2 separate regions of the Homo sapiens genome follow, and region 1 is linked to region 2. A link is an interaction called in ENCODE POLR2A ChIA-PET data of the cell type or tissue named here. Cell type or tissue: HCT116. All regions are shown on one strand. Each heading gives the region's core, and the rest is flanking DNA. Links, peaks and the distances in the headings are about the cores only.

The links. ChIA-PET counts read pairs that join two places held together with the same protein. Peaks named below come from ENCODE experiments on the same cell type or tissue, not always from the same donor. Only the 100,000 strongest peaks of a DNase experiment are listed, where the experiment ranks them.
Region 1: POLR2A ChIA-PET joins it to region 2 with 7 read pairs; 2 of 35 experiments call an interaction of 5 or more read pairs at or near these places.

Annotation. Positions count from the first base shown.
Region 1 is chr3:151,411,605-151,424,003 of GRCh38, forward strand. MED12L (mediator complex subunit 12L) reads left to right here. Exons shown (of 45, transcript NM_001393769.1): 42 at 1,535-1,691; 43 at 4,708-4,818. Among named protein-coding and RNA genes, the nearest start is that of P2RY12, 33 kb to the left of the region's middle. In HCT116, for the core only: no CTCF peak of the experiment used is centred there; no DNase peak of the experiment used is centred there.
Region 2 is chr3:151,212,044-151,224,442 of GRCh38, forward strand. All of the region lies in intron 16 of MED12L (mediator complex subunit 12L), which reads left to right. It overlaps P2RY14 (purinergic receptor P2Y14), which reads right to left. Exons shown (of 3, transcript NM_014879.4): 2 at 7,492-7,599; 3 at 74-2,297. The coding sequence starts at 2,273. The coding sequence ends at 1,257. Among named protein-coding and RNA genes, the nearest start is that of GPR171, 15 kb to the left of the region's middle. In HCT116, for the core only: no CTCF peak of the experiment used is centred there; a DNase peak (open chromatin) is centred at 7,228.

The DNA.
Region 1 (12,399 bases), core at 1,765-9,764, 200 kb after region 2:
GAGCTTGCATATTTGCAGATAATTTGCATTCTGTCATCTCGTTTTTAGTAGTATCCAGATAGAGGTTCAACATAAAGAATGCTCCATCTTGTTTATTTCATTAAAGATCCTTACAGTTTTGACTCATGTCTTCCAAGACATGAGTGTAACAGTCTTTACGTGATAGTGTGTTTGCTTCAGTGTTCTTTTTTTTCCTCTTCTTTTTTAAAAATTCTCTGAACATATCTAACAGAGAAAACTCTTGATTATTGTTAGGAATGCCTTACTACAATTTGTTGATTGGAGCAATAAAATGTGTGATTGCAATACTAATTGTGCATGGTGCACATGAGAGTTTTGTTATAACTTAGTTTCTACCTTTTCCACCTCAAAGATATTTGGCAAAACAGGATTATGATAGACTTTTTTCTGTTCTTGTTTAATTAGATCCCTTAGAGTGTATAACTGTACTGTCTGTTGTAGTAGCTGCCAGCCACCTGTGGCTGTTTAAATTTAGACTATTTAAAATTAAATTAATAATATAGTTCCTCAGTCACACTAGTCACATTTCAAGTGTTCAGTGGTAGCCAAATGTGGCCAGCAGGACTAGCTTCAATGGTGTGTGACGTGCACTGTGTTTAGAAGGGCCTGTGTTTAAAAAGGCTTCATGCTTAGTTTAATGCTCTGCAGTTTCTCTGTGGAAATTCTTACTAAGTTTTGATCAGGGAGCCTTGTGTTTTCGTTATTCACTGAGACCCCAAAATTATGCAGTTCGTTCTTGTGGCTAGTAGTTATCTTATTGGACAGCGCAGAGAGAAAACATTGCAGCCATCATAGAAAGTTCTGTTGGATAGTACTGTCTTAGCAGCATCATGTAAAACGTGTCCATCTAGTGGATAGCAGCACAGCTCCCATCTGTTACCATCAATGGCTGCATGACGACTCCAAGTAATCGCTCTTTGGAAAGTTAGCAAGGTTGATGGTAACACATTTGAGAAAATAGATATTTTGGATAATAATTTGGAAAATGTGCATTGTATGTACAATTTTTATAATAAATAGCAGCATAGCATGGCCCACAAACTTGAATTTCAAAGCCCAAAAGTTCTGGGTTCAAATCCCACCTGTGCCATTTGCTTTCTTAATAAGTTACCTCTAGCTCTGTTTTTTCATTTTTAAAGTAGGGATAACGAAACTGCTGACCTTAAAGGGCTCTCTGGTGGGGAGTAAATGAAGTAACACATTTCAGACCTTTAGTACAGTGCCTGCTTCAAAGTAAATGCTCAATTAATATTCCTCGTTGTTAAAAACTATTAAATGTTTAAAAAGTGATTTATTGCATGACTGCAATTTTACCTTAAGTCATGTGCTTGCTGTACTTTTTCAAGTGGTCACATCTATTATTTTAACCACTGGGCTTTAGTCTATTTGAATTGTGCAAAGGATTATTGAGCACTGATTGTTTCTTGGTTGGTGTATGTCATGTGCTGGTAGCACTGATTAAAAGTTTGACATTATGCTTGGGCCTGAACCAAGTTGCATTATTCTTTGCCAGACTGAACCATCAGGCTCTACAGCAGAGCCCTCTGGTGGGCGGGGGAATTGATGCTGTGCTGACTTCTGCACATCCAAACCTTCCCTCCGTGCCCCTGCCTCAGGATCCCATGAGACCCAGACAGCCGCAAGTTCGACAGCAGCAGAGACTCCTCCAGGTACGGGGCAGGGAGATGAGGGCAATGCCATCACCCTTCAGACAGTGCAAATATGCAACAGTCATAAAAAATGAAAAACACTATAGTTGTCAATTGCCAGATTCCAAGGATCCCTGTGGATTTGATGCTAGGAGCTACATTGGTACAATTTAGTTACAACTTGGCAAGAATTTTATTTTCTCTGTGTATCTACCAGGTTATGGGCAGAAGAGTACGTTTTGCAGAACATTCTTCCCATTTCACAAAGGTTTGGGAGGGCAGACGGATGCCTTTAATAGAGTTGGCCTCAGCTTACCCAGTCTCTGTTTAAGTAGGAGCCATGCAAATTTTTTAAAAGTGTCATAAATGTGAAAACAAAAAACTGAGCCATCCAGAGCTTTCATCAGATTCCTAGAGCATTCTGCAATCTAAAAACATTTCTATAACACCTCTGGTCTGATAAGGCTGTGAAATGGGAGGAACATAGACTGTTTCAAAGGATATTTCATCTTGTCTTTGTTAGAATCCAGAGAACTGTCATTCACTTATTTGATGTACATTTTAAGTCAGTTAGATAAAGGGTTCTTCCCCTTGATACATTTTTTTTTTTTTTTCCCCTTAAGACGGAGTCTCCCTCTGTCACCCAGGCTGGACAACCTCCACCTCCCGGGTTCAAGTGATTCTCCTGCCTCAGCCTCCTGAGTAGCAGGGATTACAGGCGCCCACCACCACCCCTGGCTAATTTTTTTGTATTTTTAGTAGAGACGGGTTTTTGCCATGTTGGCCAGGCTGGTCTCAAACTCCTGACCTCAAGTGATCCGCCCACCTCGGCCTCCCAAAGTGCTGGGATTACAGGTGTGAGCCACCACACGCAGCTTCCTTGATATGTTCTTGTTTCTGACTTGCTTATTTAAAAAATATAGGCCATTATGTTTACCTGTGTCATTTGTCTTCAATATTAACAAGCTTGTCCTATGTTATTGGACTGGAGATTTCCTAAGGAGACTGTACAGTGGGCTCTAATCTTATCAGCAGTCCAACTTGAGATACACACTTACTTTATATACTACCAAGAACAGAACACCAAAAATGAGGAATCTAGTAGAGCTGGAGTGCCCAAGGGCTGTACTCTCAACTCGGTATGAGGTCAGTGAGAAGTAAACCTGCCATGCAGAAAGGGACACAAAGGAGCTTGGATGTCTTATCCTTGACACTGGATAGAGGGGAGAAACAAATATCTCCCCTGAGCATTTGAACCACAAGCTCCGGTGGGTTTGAGTCTGAATTCAGTGTGATCCACAAAATTCTGGTTGGTAGTGCCCAGGTGACAGGCAAAAGCCAACACACCCTCTGGAACTGGGCTTCCCAATTATAAGATGCCATTAGTAGTAAGATGTCATTAGTTCCATCCCAATTTGTGACCTGTTAAAAATGTTAAAAAAAAAAAAAGTTGTATCACAAAATTGATAACATGTGGTAACCGATTAGGAGAGTATGGCCTTCAGATAGCAATCTCAGTCATTGTATAGATGTTGTTTCCAATGGTAAAAGCTCTCTAATCCTGTTTTGTCATGGAAATACTTATAGTACCTATCTCTTAAATATGTAGAAAGGATTAAATAAGAATATTCAAGTAAACCACTCATTTGATAATTTTACGATTAATGTTATGACTATTATCATTACTATGAGTACTCACTTTCTTAAATCATTTTTTCCAAGTTCTGAGGCTATGTTTCAGAATTTTTTAGGATTGATAATTTATATTTTGCTCTAGTTTAGAATTTCTCATTTCCAAATCACTGAGGAAAGTTACCACATTATTTGTTTACTTACCAGTTTTAAATCTTATGTTGGTGTTTTTCAAGGCTGCAAATACGGAAAGCCTTTTCTTATTAGACCATATGTACTTTTTATCCTAATTAGCATAATATGTCCTTCTGGTAATTTTTTCATCATCAACACATTCTTCCCTGGAGATAAGTGATTTGCTTCTACAACAGGATTATACTTCTTTTTTGGTGACTGGCCACCTCTGTAAAGGAAAAAGTTAATAATGATGAAGTTGGGTTAATTTTTCTTAGAAGAGGTTCTAGAGGGCTAACTGGAGAATCATATTGCAGTCATTGTGATTTGGGTCCAACTTGCGTTGTTCTTGTTGGGATCATGCTACCCAGACCTCTGCTAGGATTCCAGATCCATGAGCATTGTCACTTAGTGAGACATGCCATATGGCAATAGCTATTTATTAGTTGGCTGTAAAGCAGACCAGTAATTGAGGGGATAGTATGCAAACCAAGTTGGAAAAGTACAAAAGATGAAGAAATGTCTAGACTGTCATCATTATCAGGATGAAGTGTTTGGGTGGAGGAAATTTTAAAGGTCATTGAAACAAAACAAAACAACTATTAATATTTTTCTCTCCTCTGTGTCCCACCTTGTGGATGTCTGGTCTGTGCTTTTTCTGTGACTTGGAAGCATTTTCCAAGAGCTGTGTGTTTGAGCCAACCCTGTTACTGACATGATTTCTGAATTTCTGATGTAAATTATGCCAGAAGGTGTCATGGCGACTAGTCTGCCTCTTCCTTTTGGAAAAAAACAAAAAACAAAAAAAAACCTTTAAGAATTCTGCCAGATATCATAAAGAATGAGAGGATTACTACTGAGCAGTCCCCGTCCAACCTGTAGTGTAAGAAGGGATAAAACATGCGGAAGGACAAAGGACATGAAAGGAATTAAAACAGTAAGCAGAAGGGATGGCCCCGGACAGCGCAGTGTGGAATAGACAGCAGTACTGACTGCCAGTGGAAGAGATCCGTAGGGTTGGGGTGGTCCTAGAAGGCTTCATGGATGAGCAGGTTTAGGTCTTGCCCTCAAAAGGACGAATGAGGTTCAGCAAGGTAGAGATGCAGCAGGCAGGTATATATTGTTTTTACTACAACATAAAAATTAGATAAAAGGTATATGGGGGAAACAGATTCAGCAATGCTGTTTTCTTCTTCCTTTTAAGTGTATAACATTTTTACCCTCTTTCCAGATGCAGCAGCCCCAGCAGCCCCAGCCCCAGCAGCCTCCCCAGCCCCAGCAGTCCTCGCAGTCCCAGAGTCAGACCCTTGGTCTCCAAGCAATGCAGCCCCAGCAGCCCTTGGTAAGGCCTGTTGTTTTGGAATCAGACATGTGGGTTTCTTCTTTAAAAGCAGGTTGCATTGTTCATGTTCATAAGATTGTTAAGAATCGACAAAGCCTAAGTATACCCTAAAAATTTTTCCTAGAACTTTACTAGAGTTTTATTGTCATTGTAGTTGGTATATTTATTTTCATAGGAAGATACAAGTAAATATTTGGGATTCAGTAGGTTATACCATTATTCTTCAAAATTTTTCGGACTGTTCCACAGACAAAATTTTTTACATTGAGACGTGGTCTTTTTTTCCTAAACAATGATAAAACGATGATTTACTATGTATGTTTAAAAGAGTGTCTTACCATACTTTGATTTTTACTATAATCTCAAAAACCATGGGCGCACTTTCTAAAATATTATCTATTATCTTCAATAAGAAATTGTTTTTCATTCAGTTAGCACTTGCTGCAAGAGTTTTCATGTAACTCACAGTCGGATAGTTCACTTCTCTAGCTTCATAAATCAAATTTGGAAATGTCATATGCATAGCCATCAAAGTTTTCTAAACCTCAGTCATTTACAACAGCCATATTCCTGTTTCATTAATTACTTTTTTTTAAACTGTCATCTTATTATATTTGCTTAAATAAATGTAGTTTTCAAAGAAGCATTTTATCATTACCATCCATAATTATATCACTTGCCACATATTGGAAATATCTGTGAAAGTAAATACAAAAATAATTTAGAAGGGAATCTCCATTTAACTGAGTGATGTGAATTGCATGAATGAGCCCTACCTACGATGAGCTGGCTGACCGCTCATGTCTCACACTTTGAGAAACACTAGTGTAGACTGCCTTCAGCACAGGATTTTTAAACTAGCTGGTTTCACAACTTGTAGAAAAGGGGGAACAACGTGGTATAGAGATAGTACATGTGGAGGGATCAGAGTAGAGTTAGGTGGTTAAAGAACTGCGTCCAAATCAGATTGACCAGAACATGGTCAACTGGAATAGGGCATCCATAGTACATTTAACAAACTCTGCGTAAGCCAGTTTGTTCCGCTCCCCCAGCTCCCCCCCCGCCTTTTTTTTTTTTTTTTTTTGAGACGGAATCTCACTCGATCACTCAAGCTGGAGTGCAGTGCGATCTCAGCTCACTGCAACCTCCTCCTCCCAGGTTCAAGCAATTCTCCTGCCTCAGCCTCCCAAGTAGCTGGGATTACAGGCACCTGCCACCACACCCAGCTAAATTTTGTATTTCACCATGTTGGCCAGACTGTGGTCTTGACCTCATGACCTCAGGTGATCCACCCACTTTGGCCTCCCAAAATGCTGGGATTACAGGCGTGAGCCACTGTGCCCGGCCTATTCCCCATTTTTAAGTTAATTCTTTTTAATTATGGATCTAGTTTTTCCAGCTCTGATTTAAAAATATATATATGTTTGTGACATTTACTGCAATCTACTTCAGAAAACCTTCTTAAAGTAGAGGTAGTATGTAAAACTGCACTGCCTGCCTACCTATCCAATGTGTATTAGCAGGAACTGGCTGTTACTTAGCAAATGTTGTAGAAGAGATTCCTTTGGATGCACCACTGTTAGCTGAGTCTAGTGTCCCGTACAAGAACGAGATACACCTTTTGTTTTGAAATAATTTCAAATGACAGAAAATTTGCAAGAATAGTACAAAGAATTTCCATAAGCCCTTTACCCAGATTTACTAATTCTTAACATTTTGTCACATTTGCTTTATTATTCTCTCTTTCACTCCCCCCACCTACTGCCATTTAAACATACATGTGCCTCTTTACCCTTAAGTACTTTCACTTTTTTTTTTCCAAAACAAAGATATTCTTTTATAAAAACTGGGTATTATTAAAATTAGGAAATTGAACATTACTACAATGCTTTATAACCTATAACTCTTTTGCAGATAGACAAATTAATGCTCTTTATTGCATTGATTTTCTTTTTCCCCTGGTTCAGGATCATCACATTTTGCATTTGGCTTTCATGTCTTTTTACTCGCCTTCATCTAGACCAACTCCAAAGCTGCCTTTTTGTCTTCATGAAGTTGACATTTTTAAGGTCTATGGAATGTTTATTTTGTAGAATGCTACTCAATTTGATTTATCTGCCTAGATTAATCATGATTAGATTCAGATTATACATTTTTGGCAACATTAGAGGTGCCATTGTGTCCTTTTCAGTGTATGGCATTAGGATATACATTGTTGGTGATATTACTTTAATCCTTTTGTGTGTCTTGTGTCTGATAGATCTCCCCACTGTGAACTTATTATTTTCCCTTTGCAATTAATAATTTATGAGAATAGTTTGATAAATCTGTCATTACTCATCAAATCTTCACACACTACTGTTAGCATCTATTAAATTATTCTTGCCTAAATTCATTCTTACTATGGATGTGGAAAAATTATTTTTTTTTAATTTTTAATTCTTTTAATTATGGATACATAATATTTGTACATATTTATGTACAGATACGTGAGATTTCGATACAAGCTTTCAATGTGTAATGATCAAATAAGGGTAATTGGGGTACCCAAAATCGCTTCAAGCATTTCTAATTTCTTTGTGTTATTTCGTGTTGTTTGTGTTTCTTTGTATTCCACTTCTACTCTTTTAGTGATTTTGAGACATATAGTAAATTATTGTAAACCACTGTTGCCCTATTGTACTACCAAACACTAGTTCTTACTTTGTAATGGGTACAAAATGGTGATTTTTCTTACTCTTATGTTTCTGCATTTAGCAGTTGGTATTTGTATTAGTTAGGGTTCTCTAGAGGGACAGAACTAATGGAATAGATATGTATATATAAAGGGGAGTTTATTAAGTATTAACTCACATGACCACAAGGTCCCACAATAGGCTGTCTGCTGGCTGAGGAGCAAGGAGAGCCAGTCCAAGTTCCAAAACTGAAGAACTTGGGAGTCCGGTGTTTGAGGGCAGGAAGCATCCAACACGGGAGAAAGATGTAGGCTGGGAGGCTAGGCCAGTCTCTCCTGTTCATGTTTTTCTGCCTGCTTTATATTCGCTGGCAGCTGATTAGATGGTGCCCACCAGATTAAGGGTGCGTCTGCCTTCCCCATCGCACTGACTCAAATGTTAATCTCCTTTGGCAACACCCTCACAGACACACCGAGGATCAATACTTTGCATCTTTCAATCTAATCAAGTTGACACTCAGTATTAACCATCACAAGTCCACCCCTTGTCTACTTGAGCCCATACACACCTCCTGAGATCAGACATAATCTTCAAATAAAGACAATAGTAAGGTCGTAATTACAGCTAACATAATACAACTATCCTTCCTGCAACCGGAAACGCACCAATCCCCAACCCAAATACTATTACATAAAGTTAACAATGCTTAAATCCTGATATGAAGTCAGTAAATCCTATGTCACATGATAAAGGAAAAGGAAATAAAATTAAGATATTAGTACAAGTGTATACCTGCACAAACATGTTTTTAACAAAAGGAGGAAGTACTCATGACAGTTACAGTCCGCTTTTCTGCCACTGTCACGTGGTCATAGCTGGTATTGATGACTACCTTCTTCTGCTACCCATTCTGTATTCCCTTCACCTTCAGCACGCACCTCAGCAGGTCGTGTTTTTCTTCCTGGTTGAGTGACCCAAAGCATTCCTGAGGGGTCTGGATCATTTGTAGTCCTGTCTGGTTTGGGCTGTTGTAGTTTCCCATTGACCTTAATCACAGGGCATAGTAACACTAAGAGACGCCCTAATGGATCTCGTGTATTCCATGAATACTCTTCCTTACCTCTATTGTGGAATAGTAGACTGATTTCATCTTGATAGTCCGGGTCAGTCACCCCAGCCAACACTGTAACTCCCTTCTTAGCCTGTTGGCTTAAAGGTAGGAGGAGCCCAAAGTGTCCAGGTGGCAATCTTAATTTCCAGTTTAATAGAATCATTGTATTCCTAGTGGCAGTGTTCCTCCCTCTGGAACTAAGACCTCTAGGCCAGCAGAACGTAATGTTGTGGGAACAGGAAGCAAAAATTTTGCTAGTGGATCACTAGGAGTGATGGTGAGTGGTGCCACTTCCACTTCTACCCCTTGATTCCTGGACTTGTGAATCCTGGCTATGGGAGAAACAGTACTATATATTGGATACTGATTAAGAGCATACACGGCCTTCTGGAGAACTTTGCCGCAGCCCTGCAAAGTATTGTCACCTAATTGGCATTGTAATTGTAACTTCAAAAGGCCATTTCACCATTCTGTCAATCCAGCTGCTTCAGGATGATGGGGAACATGGTAAGACCAGTGAATTCCATGAGCATGAGCCCACCGCTGCACTTCTTTAGCTGTAAAGTCAGTGCCTTGGTCAGAGGCAGTGCTGTGTGGGATACCATGATGGTGGATAAGGCATTCTGTGAGTCCACGGATGGTAGTCTTGGCAGAGGCGTTGTGTTCAGGATAGGCAAACCCACATCCGGAGTAAGTGTCTTCCAGTGAGGACAAACCTCTGCCATTTCCATGGTGGAAGAAGTCCAATATAATCAACCTGCCACCATGTAGCTGGCTGATCACCCTGAGGAATGGTGGCATATCGTGGGCTCAGTGTTGGTCTCTGCTGTTGGCAAATTGGGCACTCAGTGGTGGCCGTAGCCAGGTCATCCTTTATGAGTGGAAGTCCACGTTGCTGAGCCTGTGCGTAACCTCCATCCCTGCCACCATGGCCACTTTGTTCATGGGCCCATTGAGGAATGACAGTGGTGGCTGGGGAAAGAGGCTGAGTGGTGTCCACAGAATGGGTGATCCTATCCACTTGATTATTAAAATCTTCCTCTGCTGAGGTCACCCATTGGCGAGCACTCACATGGAATACAAATATCTTCACAGTTTTCAACCACTCAGAGAGGTCCAGCCACATACCTCTTCCCCAAATTTCTTTGTCACTAGTTTTCCAATCATGCTTCTTCCTGTGCTTTACTGTGTTTTTTTTTTTTGTTTTGTTTCTTTGTGTTTGGAGACAGTGTTGCTCTCTCACCCAGGCTGGAGTGCAGTGGCGCAATCTTGGCTCACTGCAACCTGCACCTCCCGAGTTCCAGCAGTTCTTGTGCCTCAGCCTCCCAAGAAGCTGGGATTACAGGCACGCACCATCACACTAGGCTAATTTTTGTATTTTTAGTAGAGATGGGGTTTCACCATGTTGGCCAGGTGTCTCGAACTCCTGACCTCAAGTGATCCACCTGCCTGGACCTCCCAAAGTGCTGGGATTATAGGCATGAGCCACCATGCCTGGCAAGAAAATTTTTATATATCCTTTTATCTTTCGGTATTTTTCTTTTTCTTAATAGTTCCACTAAGATGCATTGTATGTATTATAAATATATTTATTTATATTTTATAAACATCTCCAGCAGATTCAGTTCTTGGTACTAGCCAAAGCTCTTCATTCTTTGTTTTTTTCTTTGCTAGAGAAGAGGGTGGTAAGGTAGCTGTTGAAGATAAGTGAACTCTTCCTGTTTTGGGGTTCTGATTCATGCTGTATCAAAGTGGTAATGGTAACACATTGCCCCCCATCCCCTGACTTGTCCTGCTGCTATCTGGTGACATTCACAGTTGAATTCAATAAATGCTTTTTTCTTAGGGTAGTGCAGAAGTGATTGCAGTCGTGTGTGTGGTGGAGACCAGCACCCTGCCAGATGTTATAGAGCGTGCCAGTGAAACATCACTTCCTGCCACTAGAGGACTTAGAATCATAGGAAGTGGCTCAATGGCAGCACTGCCTGTGGAAAGTAGTTTACGGTTGCTGAATTTTTGACAGAAGAGCTGGAGGCATTGTATTAGTTTGCTAGAACTCCCTAACAAAGTACGCAAACTAGATGTCTTCAACAACAGAAATGTACTGTCTGTTTTGGAGGCCAGAAATCCAAGATTAAGGTGTCAGCAGGGTTGTTGGTTCCCTCTGAGGGCTGTGAGAGAGAATCTGTTCCATGCCTCTCCTCCAGCTTCTGGTGGCTCGCTGGGACTCTTTGGCATCGCTCGGCCCGTGGAAGCAGCACCCTGAGCTTTGCCTCCACCTTCGCAGGCATTCTCCCTGTGCATATACGTGTCTACTTTTTTATAAGGATACCAGTCCTTATGCGTTTTCACTTTTTATAAGGACACCAGTCATATTGGTTTAGGTCCCATCCTAATTATCTAATTTCAACTTGATTACCACTGTAAAGACCCTGTTTCTAAATAAGGTCACATTCTGAGGTACTGGGTGTTACGACTCCAGCATGTCTTTTTTAGGGAACATAATTCAACCGAAATAATAACAGGTCAGAAGGTGAGAGAAGTTTGGGAAGCCTTGACAGAGGAGGCTGAATGTGGCAGATGTTGAAGGCAGTAGGATTTGATTCATTGCTTTTTTTTTTTTTTTTTGAAAAGAAGAAATTGAATGTTAATTTTTTTTAGAGTTAGAATTCAAGTTTTATTTAGAATTAATGAAAATATATTTTTTTGTTCTTTTGTTGCTGTTGTAAGAGGAACAGAACTAGGTTTTTTTTTTTTAGCTTTTGCACAAGTCCCTTCTATTTTAATGCATTCTAGGAGATCATAAAAATATATATATATATATATTTTGAAACGGAGTCTTGCTCTGTCACCCAGGCTGGAGTCCAATGGTATGATCTCAGCTCACTGCAACCTCCACCTCCCTGGTTCAAGCGATTCTCCTGCCTCAGCATCCCGAGTAGCTGGGATTACAGGTGCCTGCCACCATGCCCAGCTATTTTTTTTTTTTATACTTTAAGTTCTGGGGTACATGTGCAGAATGGATTCATTGCTTTTTGACTATTTTGTTCATCTCTTTGCTCGTTGACGTCATCAGCTGGGATGTGTGGGACAATGATCATCCCTTGGTTTTGGCTGTAAAAAATCACTTTAAAAACTTATAAAAAGTTAACAACTTGTAAAAAGTGACTCAGGGCAGAAATTAGTGCTTCTTTAAAACGTGTCACCAGAAAACAGAGTTTTTCTGTGAAAAGAGCAAGAAAGACTAAGAAAAGCCTATGTTTACAAATTAAATCTGGTCTGGACTTAATATCAATGCCTGTGTTGCCATCTACTTACTTCAGTTGCTTGTATTCTGTGAAGGAAAAACATCTGGAAATAAAGACATGGGTACCCTTGCTGGGAAAATATATTTGGCATGTCTGATTTTGGCCTAAATTATAGTTCTTGACTAGAAAAATATTTTTAATGCTTATTAAATCATTAAATAATTTTAATGCTTCTTGTTGTGATTAAGTTAATTCTTAACTAAATATGTTGACAGACCATGATCTATTCTTTAAAACTACTTCCAGTGTTAAGAAAATAATGTTAACACCATCCCGCTGCATCATTTCCTTTCATCTTAAACTCAGGTTGTCTTAGTTTGGTGACTTAAAAAAATATGCTAACAGAAAGCTTTAAATAGTTGGCTTTTTACATCGACTGATCCTTGTGTCCGTTTCATATTATATTGAATATTTGCCTTTTAAAAATATGCATAATGGTAGCAGTAGTTACTTAATTACATTAAATTTTAGTCAGTGATCACTTGTG
Region 2 (12,399 bases), core at 2,924-10,923:
AAACTACATATGTCTTGACTGTGAGGAAATCTGGTAATGTTTCCTCATATGTTGATTATTAAGAAAAAATAGACAGTATTAAAACATTTCTTTATTAGTATATAGACAGTAAAGCATGAAATAGATACAAACATTACTTATAAAAATGTTTTGAAAGAACATTTGAAAAATAGATGAATGTCTTCTAGCCAGTTAATAGCAGAGAAAGAATTTAGTTTTGGTAGCTCATAAGTCAGTAACCGTATGCCATGTCTCCAGAAGTAAAATCCGTCTGTTTTCCAGAAAAATGTGATGTGTGAATTTTCATTTTATGTGTTATTTTGCACTCATTAATGTAAATTTTAGATTTAAAAAAATCAAGTTTATTTGCTTTCTAAGAAAATGGTCTCCTTTCCCATTCGCCAGTAGATTAATATATGTTCTACGGTGTGGGTGTGTCTTTTTCCCAGTCATCTTATTTTTCCCATACTATTGAACAGGGGAAGTTGCTGATAACGTATGCCAATATTTAGTTTCTCTCAGTAAAGCCTACTTAAAAATATTCTAACACCAGAACCCCAGGCTCATTAAATGACGTAAGTCTTTGTAGAAAACATATTTAGCATGTATCTAATATCCTCAAAGTGCTATCAGAAAAAAAAAATTTTCTTGCTAAGTATACAATTAATATTCCTCTTCCTTTGCAGTGCCATGAAATACATCAATAAGGGGTTTCTTAAGTGATTGTCTGGGTGTCAGCTTTTCCTGCTTCTTCAAATCAGGAAAAAAACCTGACTTTTTATTGCAAACAGCTCTCTAGCCCTTCATCAAACTGTGCCTGCTTTCAAGTTAGTCTTTAAGGACAGTGTTGAAAACAATTACATACTAGATTCTGGTATTTAGAGAAAGAAGATGCCTGAGTGAGTTGTCTTTGATTATGTTGTGTTTTATTTACTATTTAAATTTCTACATTAACTGACCAGACTAGTGGTTATAAACTTTAACTTATTTTAATATAATAGAATTGAATAATTGTATGTATTAATTTTTTATTAATAGAGAATAGAAAGGTCAGTATTAGAGAAATTACTGATGGGTATGTTTTCTTTGATGTTACAAAAAAGCATGGAAACTTATATTTGAATTTTATTGAACTAAATTGGATGGCAGTGCTAGAGATGATATTTATGATGAGGGCACATATCTTATTGATTTCTGTTATGTAATTGAAGATGACAACATGCACACGTGGTCTTTCTTTGGAAGAGGGTAGGAACTCACAAAGTATCTGTGCTTTCAAGTGTTGTATTTCCTCTTTTGATTCTGGAAATGTCTAGGTCATTCTGAGCTTTTAATGGAATGTGCAATTTCTTACATAAGATTTCCCTAAACGGCTGGCATAGAAAGAAATAAATAATAGGGTCCAAGCATACATTTGCAGCAGATAGTAGCAGAGTGAATTCTTTCATATACCGCAAGATTTCTTTTGACTGGCAGCTGTAATGAGCTTCGGTCTGACTCTTTGTGTAGGGGATTCTGGCAATATGGTAAGGTACAAAACAGACAAAAAACACAAACACGATGCTGAATATGTTGCGGCTAGATTTCTTTTTGACCGAAGTGGAATTCCGACTTGACTTAAGGTGGGACTTAAAGATTTTCTTTGTGATAGCAGTATAGAAAACGATTAACAAAAGAAACACAATCCAGAAGATGGCCACGAAGATGTAGTTTGATGCTTTGTGCCACTTCCGTCCCAGTTCACTTTTCAGTTCTATACATTTTATTTGTGTAACCTCCCTAACACTCTGGTTGGTGAGAATAATATTTGGAACAGCAAGGAGGAGCATGAGCATCCATACTATCACTGACAGAAGTTTGCTGTAACTCACTGACTGGATGAAAGAAGTCCAAAGAGGCTTTACAATTTTATAATATCTGTCAAAGCTGATGAGCCCAAAGAACACAATGCTGACGTACATGTTGACGTAGAAGAGCACGGCAGAGACCCTGCACACAAACACGTTCAGCTGCCAGGGACCAAGGCCTGAGTCACCAAGGATCTTGAAAGGAAAAGTCAGGCTCATCACAAAGTCAGCAATAACAATGTTCTTGAGATAGATGATGAAACTCTTAGAGCTGGGCACGTAAAAGAATATCCATCCTGACACTCCATTGAGTAGGATTCCTGCAATGAAGACCATACAGTACAGCACAGGAATGATCTGCTGAGTGATCAGGAGGTTCTGAGAGCAGGATTCATCTGGAGGCTGTGTGGAGGTTGAATTGATCATCTTGTAACTTCTGAAGGCAGAGGCCTGAAAAGAGGTGTGAACTGGTCACTCATAGGGCACTTATGGCCTCCAAGACATTTGCTGAGTAATAAGGCAAAGGGCAATGAATATAGTCAAACCTACCAAATTTTTGAAGCCACCTTTTTACTCTGTGTAAGTTAGACACTCATCCCTCCCTCCCTCTGTTCTTCCTTTTCTTTCTTTTGGTCTTCCTTTTCTCCTTTCCCTCCCTCTTTCCCCCTTTACCCACCAACCCCCACTCCTTTCTTCCTTCTCCCCTCTCCCCCTCCCTTTTCCCTCCTCTTCCTTCTTCCTTTTTTTTGGGCAATGAAAAGGGAAGAATGGAGCAGACAGGTGGCAGTAAAGAGAAACTGGAGCAGCAGGGCAGTCTCTGAGAACTTCTAGGTAATACGGAGACCAGCATGCCCCTAAAATAATAATGGTTCCCTATAAAACTCCAGAGTTCTAGGAAATACTCATTTAGGTATAATCTTAAAAGGTAGTAACTGTAAAAGCAGAATTAATGTTTTATTTTATTCAGAATCCCATGTGTAATGTATTTTTTTAAAACCTATGTTGGAAATGTGATTGTTTTTTCCTAAAAGAGAAATTTTTATGGATTCATAAAAATCATTATAAATGTTTACATATTAAGAGCTATTCAGACGGACCTTACTTTTAGAAAAGTGTATTCTACATATATGTTGGACATGAAGACAGTGTCTAACAAACATATACATTCAAATGTTAACCGGTATTTTTGGTATGGGATTATGGGTACCTTTTCAATATTGAGCTTTTTTTTTTTCCCATTGAAAAACTGATTTGCATTATTTTAATAAATTAGAATACAAATACAAACAAATGATAAAAAGTACTTTAAGCATTCTGAGAAATGCTTCCCAAAGTACATTCTACATCTGTACTATTCAGTATGGTAGCCACTAGCCATGTGTGGGTATTGAGCACTTGAAATATGGCCAGTCCAGATTGAGATGTTCTGTTAAGTATAAAATGCACACTAGACTTTGCAGACTTGGAATGAAAAAATGTAAAATATCTCAGTATTTTTAATACTGATCACATGTTGAAGTAATATTCTACAAATGCTCTATTAAATAAAATATATTATTACTCTTAAATTTAACTTAATTTTACTTTTTAAGACTCTGGCTACTAGGAAATTTTAAATTACATATGTGTTTCACATTATGGTTTTATTGCACAGTGCTGTGCTAGGTGTTATCCAGAACTTCTATTGTTTAGGAATCCTGTATATTCTTCACTGATGTCGGAAGTGTTGATTTAGGGCAGAGGGAAGACTAGAATTAAATTCAAAAGGTTATTTGATATATCGGAACAGATGTTTACTGCCCATCTTATATGTGAACAGTACCAATTATCCTGCTTAAAACCCTTTAGTAGTCTGTCCTTGCCCTCAGGAGAATGCCCTAAGTCTGTAATGTTGAAGTCCTTTCTTGTTCTGCCTCCTGCTTCCTCCACCCCCAGCACTGAGTTCCTGCTGTCCTGGGCCCATCTGCCTCCTTTTAGGTTCTGTGATTTCTCTCAGCCTGGACCTTTGCACAGACTTTCATTTGTGTGGAAAACTGTTTCCATACCTTCTTGGCTGGCTAACTTCTCTTTATCCTCAAGGCCTCAGCTTAGCTGTCACTTTCCTTAGGAAACCTCAACTTTCCTAGCCTGGTTTGGGGTGGGTTGAGTGTGTGCTTATCATCCTGTGTCTTTCTCCTATCAACACTCCTCTCTCCAGCTGTTTGTCTCTTCCACTACTACAAGCTCCTTCAGAGGAGAAAGATCATGTCATTTTTTTACTCTTGAATTCTTTGCATAATATTTAGGGCATTAGATAGTTAAAATATTTGTGAAATAAATGAATATGCACTCTGGGAATACAAGGCATGAATCCTTGCTCTTAAGATTTATTCAGGGATCAAGGGAAAGAAAGATTGTGGGAACAGTGGGTACCTTGATGTCAGAGAATGCATCTTTTTCATCTGTATTTGTGGTGCCAGCACAGTGCATATCACAGTGAATGACAAGTTAGGTTGATACATTTAAGCATGACAAAGGGATATTTTGAAATATGGAATATGAAATACAGTCACATTCCACATAAAAAATAGTACATCCATGTAAACTTGTGTGCTGCTTCCTACACAAGAATATCTTGTTTCTGCGTATTTTCCTTTCCCATATGCTTTCCTTTTGCTTTATGGCAAAACTAGAAATATTGATAGACTTGATTTTGCCAGTCTATGGACTTCCTATAGAAGGAATGAGTACCCCAAATCACTTCCTCCACAAAACCTTTCACTAGCACTATTCTTCCTCTTCCCTGTAGCCTTGTGTGCTTGGCTCTGGGCATGATGGGTTTGTACTCATTTGCTTCTTTGTAGGTCTTCTATCGCCTTTCTCCTTATGAGCCTGTTTCATATTTTAAAAGATAAGGGAGGGGGAGCACATTTTCCATTTTTAGCTGTCTACTGTGACTAAGAGTCTGTGGCTGGTAACTAATTTGTCTGGTAACTGTCTCTTGACAGTTAGATGCATTTTGGTTTAAATGCCAGTCTTGCAGAGCTTGAGAGAATGCATGCTGCTGTATTCCCAGGTCTAATTTGGTTTCCCAGTCCTAAGCCACACAACCCCCCAGCGCCTGGCCATTGTGGTGTCATACTCATGGTAGGTACTGAGTACTTGTGGGATTCACTTGAGTTTAAAATATAAAAAACTGTAGCTGTTATTTTGGAAAACAGAAATAATAACTGTGTAATATATAGTTATATGGTGAAATATTGAATAATTTCCCAGAAATAATTTAATGAGAGCCAAATTCCTTTCCTTTTAGAAATATTGTAGAAGCCACTATTTATAGAAATAGTGAATCCCAGAAATGATTTAATGAGAGACATAATTCCTTTTCTTATAGAAACCCTTATAAAATTATTTTCTCAGAGTCTTGTGTCTTTTGTATTTTTGAGCTGCAGTATTTCTGCATGTGACCTAATGCTGCAGGTCCAGAACTCTGCTCTCAGATTCCTCAGGTTGCTGGGAATCTGCATGTGTATGCCCTGGTGATATACACCATTCCCCTTCACTGCTCCCACCACTTTGAGTTGGATGGAAGGGACTGACTGACCAAGGTAAACTTCTAGAGCAGCTTTGCCTCCTGAAATGGAGTGAATGCACACAGCTTACCTGCGCCCTTTCCCCAAACACTGCTATTTTGGCAGTTTTGATGCAATTGCAGATGAGCCTCCAGTTTAGGGTGGGAGGTTTTAGACATGCTGGTTGGGTGCCTCTGCTACCCTGTGCCACTGTCTGGTTTGATACAGCAGAGGCTCATGCCAGGACAGATTTCTTCATCTTAAAGGAACACTCTAAAGGAACAAGCTAAAGAGAAATTCCAAGATACTCTTGGTAGTAATTTTTGAACTCTTAAATATTGATTTTTTTTTAAAAGCAGTGGGGTTAATGGTGAGAACATACTGTCTTACGGGTTCAAGTGTCTTAGAGCATGGCAGCCTTTTCTGTAGGGCAGATCAGAGCAGTAATAGACTGAGAGATGTGTGGAAAAGAAGCTCTCTTAAGGCAAGTAAGACCAAATTATATATTGAGACCAAAAGGCAGGAATATGTGTTGGATGAAAATCAGGACAAAATCATTAAAAAAGACATGCATCATTTGGACCTCGTGATATCTACTCAGTCTCCTCTCCTTATCTTTAGTACAGATTGAGATGATTTAATGTCCTCATACAGGGACCTACAGAAACTTCAAATCTTTCACAAATGAAGGAAATCGTTTTATTCTCATGCTGATTTTATACAAAAATGTAAAAATAAATAAGAACCAAAAGAATCAGAAAAGAAGCTTTTAGTGTGCTCAGCAACCCTCCCTTCCCTGCCCACTTCTCAGTTGATTCACTGTTTCTTACCAGCTCATGCCAGTCCATTAAAGAGGAGAGATAGGCAACAGAAAAAAATTAAAAGATGAACAGGACTTCTGGATGATGATTAACTGGATTACTGGATAAGCAGGCAGTCTGGTGAGCCAGTTTGTGTAGGTGTCTGTTTGTGGAGCCCTGCTCATTGATAGTTACTTCTGGTATTATCACTGAATTTCTGCTGTGAAAGTTGTCATTATGTTAACCTTGAGGCTTTAGGAATATAAACAATGCTTCCTAAATTCTAGAGATCACATTTAAGAAAGATTCATATATATAGCTAAACTTTTTAAAAAGGAATACTGTGGCCGGGCACGGTGGCTCAAGCCTGTAATCCCAGCACTTTGGGAGGCCGAGGTGGGTGGATCACGAGGTCAGGAGATTGAGACCAGCCTGGCCAACATGATGAAACCCTGCCTCTACTAAAAATAAAAAAATTAGCCAGGTGTGGTGGCATACACCTGTAATCCTAGTTACTTGGGAGGCTGAGGCAGGAGAATTGCTTGAACCTGGGAGGCGGAGGTTGCAGTGAGCCGAGATCCCACCATTGCACTCCAGCCTGGGTGACAGAGCAAGACTCAGTCTCAAAAAAAAAAAAAAAAAAAAAAAAAAAAAAAGAGGGGGGGTATACTGTAATAGTGTAAGTCTTGAAATTTTCTTCAGTGAAATTTTGCCTTGTTTCACAAATCCAGATATATGAGAATGAAGTGGTCTGAAATGTTTTAGCCTACATTGTCTACTGTCACTTTGGAGACTTTGGTAACATAATTAAAGAACATGGCAGAATGAGATTTATGAGGCCCAAAGACAGTTATTAAAGTGTAGTGGGAGCATTGTGTAGAAAGAATGTCAATGCCAAAGATTCAATCTGATTTAGATAGTGAGTGCACTTGTCCCTTAGTGCAGTGTAATATCTTAGGATTGTGCTGCATGAAGTGTTTTCAAGTTGTCATGTATTACAGATAACCTCAGGGTTCTCTCTTTGGACAGAATTTAATTGATACAAGGCTGTGCAAAGCATTGCTCACTCCAGAAATACGTTCATCTTAATAAAAGCAGGCTTAGTCAGCTCTGAGTTCATTACTCATCTGTGTAATTATATACCATGACCTATTTTCCTCTTGTATTAGAACACCTTCCACCTTCCTAATTGTGAGCTGTAATTCCTTCTGTGAAGAAAAGAATTTTTTCTTCATAGCACTTCGATGAAATTAACAAAGCTCTTGATAATACTTGAGGGATTTAAAAAATTACCTTTTAAGATTTTTTTTGCATAATATGAGGTCTCTTTTCAGTGAAGGTGTTTTGCCCAGTGAGCGTTTGTCGTCTTGAAGTGGCCCAAGTGTTTTTTCATTAAAGATCCTGCATTACACAAAACAAAAAACCAAAGATTTAAGTGAGCACCTGACTTTTTATTGGGAAAATATGTCTGTACTTACTTCTTAAATTCAGCTTGTGTAATTGTGAAATATTTCAACATGTGCATTTGTTGTTTCACTATACTTGCTATTTGTTGTCATTATTGATTATTGATTTGGTTGCAGCCTCTTGTGGGAAACTTAAACTCTGAGAGCTTGGGCATGAAGTGGTTTTGGTTATTGGTTTATATTACCCCCCCCCCCCCCTTGGATATGGATGATCGAATCAATTTATCAAATGACTGAATATAACAATTCATCTTAGCCATGAAATCATAAGTCTAATTGCAGGTGGATTTTTTTAATTGTTTTGTTTTTTAAAAACCTTTGTCTTATTGACCTTTTGGGCCAGATAATTATTTATTTTTGGGAGCTGTCCTATGCATTGTAAGATGTTTAGCAGCAGTTCTGACTTCTGCCTACTAGATGCCAGTAACCCACTACCCAAGTTGCGGTAATCAAAAATGTTTCTAGACTTTGCCAAATGTCCTCTGAGGGACAAAATTGCCCTCATTTGATTACCACCAGTGTAATGAGACTAATGTGTGGACTTTGCAGAGATAACACCTGAAAGCCATGTGGTCTGATAGGAAGAGGATAGGTTTAGCAAAATGGTGGTTGGATTTGGTTCTGCCTTAGTCTAGGTTTTCATATTTCTGAATTCTTTAAACCAGTGAGTGCTCCCTAAACTTTAATGTGCATACACATTACCTGGGATCTTGCTAAAATGAGGACTGAGATTCCATTATGTCTGGAGTTTGGCACGTGATATGGTTTGGCTCTGTGTCCCCACCAAAATCTCATCTTGTAGCTCCCGTAATACCCACATGTTGTGGAAGGGAGCCAGTGGGAGATGATTGAATTATGGGGGTGGGTCTTTCTGTGCTGTTCTTGTGATAGTGAATGGGTCTCATGAGATCTGATGGTTTTAAAAACGAGAGTTGCCCTGCACAAGCTCTCTTCTCTTGTCTGCTGCCATGTGAGACATGCCTGTCACCTTCTGCCATGATTGTGAGGCCTCCCACCATGTGGAACTGTAAGTCCAGTAAACCTCTTTCTTTTGTAAACTGTCCTGTTTCTGGTACATTTTTATCAGCAGTGTGAAAACGGACTAATACAGTAAATTGGTGCCAGTAGAGTGGCACATTGCTGAAAAGGTATCTGAAAATGTGGAAGCAACTTTGGAACTGGGCAACAGGCAGAGATTGGAACAGTTTGGAGGGCTCAGAAGAAGACAGGAAAATGTAGGTAAGTTTGGAACTTCCTAGAGACTTGTTGAATGCCTTTGCCCAAAATGCTGATAGTGATATGGACGATAAAGTCCAGGGTGAGGTGGTCTCAGATGGAAATGAGGAACTTGTTGGGAAATGGAGCAAAAGTGATTCTTGTTATGTTTTAGCAAAGAGACTGGAGGCATTTTGCCCCTACCCTAGAGATTCGTGGAACTTTGAACTTGAGGGAGATGATTTAGGGTATCTAGCTGAAGAAATTTCTAAGCAGCAAAGCATTAAAGAGGTGACTTGGGTGCTGTTAAAAGCATTCAGTTTTATAAGGGAAGCAGAGCTTAAAAGTTCAGAAAATTTGCAGCCTGACAATGCAATAGAAAAGAAAATCCCATCTTCTGACGAGAAGTTCAAGCCGGCTGCAGAAGTTTGCATAAGCAACAAAGAGCTGAATGTTAATCACCAAGAAAATGGGGAAAATGTATCCAGGGCATGTCAAAGGTCTTTACTGCAAGCCCATCACATCGCAGGCCTGGAGGCCTAGAAGGAAAAAGTGGTTTCGTGGGCCCAGCCCAGGGTCTCTGTGCTGTGTGCAGCCTGGGGAATTGGTGCCCTGCATCCCAGCCACTCTAGTGTGGCTGAAAGGGGCCCTTGTAGAGCTCAGGTCATGGCTTCAGAGGGTGCAAGCCTCAAGCCTTGGCAGCTTCCACCTGGTGTGGAGCCTGCGAGTGCACAGAAGTCAAGAATTGGGGTTTGGGAACCTCCGCCTAGATTTCAGAATATGTGTGGAAATGCCTGGATGTCCAGGCAGAAGTTTGCTGCAGGGGCAGGGCTCTCATGGAGAACCTCTGCTAGGGCAGTATAGAAGGGAAATGTGGGATTGGAGCCCCCACACAGAGTGCCTACTGGGGCACCATCTAATGGAGCTGTGAGAGGAGGGCCAACATCCTCCACACTCCAGAATAGTAGATCCCCTGACAGCTTGCACCGCTGGTCTGGAAAAGTTGCAGATACTCAATGCCAGGAGGGAGGCTGTACCCTGCAAAGCCACAGGGGTGGAGCTGCCCAAGACCATGGGAACCCACCTCTTGCATTGCGTGACCTGGGTGTGAGACATGGAGTCAAAGGAGATCGTTTGGGAAGTTTACGATTTGACTGTCCTGCTGGATTTTGGACTTGGATGGGGCCTGTAGCCCCTTTGTTTCAGCCAGTTCCTCCCATTTGGAATGACTGCATTTACCCAATGCCTGTACTGCATTGTATCTAGGAAGTAACTAACTTGCTTTAGATTTTACAGGCTCATAGGCGGAAGGGACTTGCCTTGTCTGGGATGAGACTCTGGACTGTGGACTTCTGAGTTAATGCTGAAATGAATTGAGACTTGGGGGACTGTTGGAAGACATGATTGGTTTTGAAATGTGAAGATATGAGATTTGGGAGCGGTCAGAGGTGGAATGATATGGTTTGGCTCTGTGTCCCCACCCAAATCTCATCTTGTGGCTCCCTTAATTTCCATGTGTTGTGGGAGGGACCTGGTGGTAGATGATTGAATTATGGGAGTAGATCTTTCTGTGCTGTTCTTGTGATAGTGGATGGGTCTCATGAGATCTGATGGTTTTAAAAATGGGAGTTGCCCTGCACAAGCTCTCTTCTCTTGTCTGCCACCATGTGAGATGTGCTCCACCATGATTGTGAAGCCTCCTCAGCCATGTGAAACTATAAGTCCAGTAAACCTCTTTCTTTTGTAAATTGCCCATTCTCAAATATGTCTTTATCAGCAGTGTGAAAATGGACTAATAAAGCATGATATGCTGCTGGTCCATGTACCACTCTTTGAGTTAGCATCATTTTTTTCCCCCAGATCCTGTGCCCAGGAGACATTTAATAAAGGTGATGATGGTAAAATATTTTTGTTGTAGTCGGGACTTTAGACAAGAAAAATTATATTCCAAGTAGGCCTGAAATCTAGGATCTTTGCCCAAGTTTATTCATTACATTTCATCATAATCTTCCCATCTTTATGGTCTCTTGGAAATGTAAATTGGTATTTTATACCTATTTGAGAGGTGGCGATTGTGATCATCTTATATTTACTTAGAATGTTCCTAAAAAGTCATGAGATTCTCTTTGGAAAGAAAGAGGTTAAGTTCTGCATGGAGTAATAATCTCAGTGGCCTAGGGCAGTATGGAACATGTGCTGGTTGTAAATCATATATTCTAACTTTACAACATTGAGGCTTTTATTAAAAAGTCCAAAAAAAAAAAAAAACTAGATGTCAGTGAGATTGCAGAAAAAAGAGAACACTTATGTACTCTTGTGGGATTGTAAATTAGTTCAGTCCCTATTGAAAGCAGTGTAGAGATTTCTCAAAGAACTAAACATAAAATTACCATTTCACCCAGCAATCCCATTACTAGGTATATACTCAAAGAAAAACAAATTGTTTTACCAAAAAGACACCTTCATTCACATGTTTATTGTAGTACTATTCACAATAGCAAAGGCATAGAATCAGCCTAGGTGCCTATCAATGATGGATTGGATGAAGAAAATATGGTACATATACACTGTGGAATACTATGCAGCCATACAAAAGAAATCATGTCCTTTGCAGCAACATGGTTGTAGCTAGAGGCCATTATCCTAAGTGAATTAACACAGAAACAGAAAACCAAATACCACATATTTTCACTTATAAGTGGGAACTAAACATTGGATACACATGGACACAAAGATGGGAACAGTAGACACTGGAGACTCCAAAGACGGGGAGGTAGGAAGCGGGGAAATGGTGGAAAAACTTACTCTTGGGTTTTGTGTTCACTATTTGGGTGATGGGTTCACTAGAAGCCCAAAAGCTCAGTGTCACACAATATACCCAAGTAACAAACTTGCACATGTAACTGTTGAACCTAAAAGAAAAAAAGAAAAGAACATTGCCTACTCCTGGGGAGGGAAGTAGGAGCAAGTCCAGCCTCCTTACACCCAACCAAATACCTCGTGTTTTAACTTACAAGTGGGAGCTTATAAGTGGTAGGGTGGTTGGACTTTGCTGTATCTGTGATATTTTATTTCTTAAATTCTGAATCAAATATGCCTAATATTACTGCCTATTAACACTGGTGACTGGTACATTGGTGTTATCAACATTAGTGTCTGCACTTCTGTTTTTGTATATTTAAATTATTTCATAATTAGGAATAGAAATATCTATGGAGAATGGATTGCCTTCAAATAATGCTTTTATCAGTACCCACTTATGACGTGCATTTTTCTTCCTCTTCTTTTTTCAGTTCTTATAAAGGTACAACTTTTATATATTTTTTTTCCTTCCTTTCAGTCCAGACATCAAAAGCTTTAATACACAGTGCTCTGGATCTTTTTCTATGAGATAAATACTTGTTTTCTAGCTGATTCTGTATCAATAGAAAATAGTATAGATGTATGTAATCATTTATACATTTTTAAACTTACTGAAGCCATTTTCTTGCTGCTTTAATCTCTCATGCCTTAATGTTTA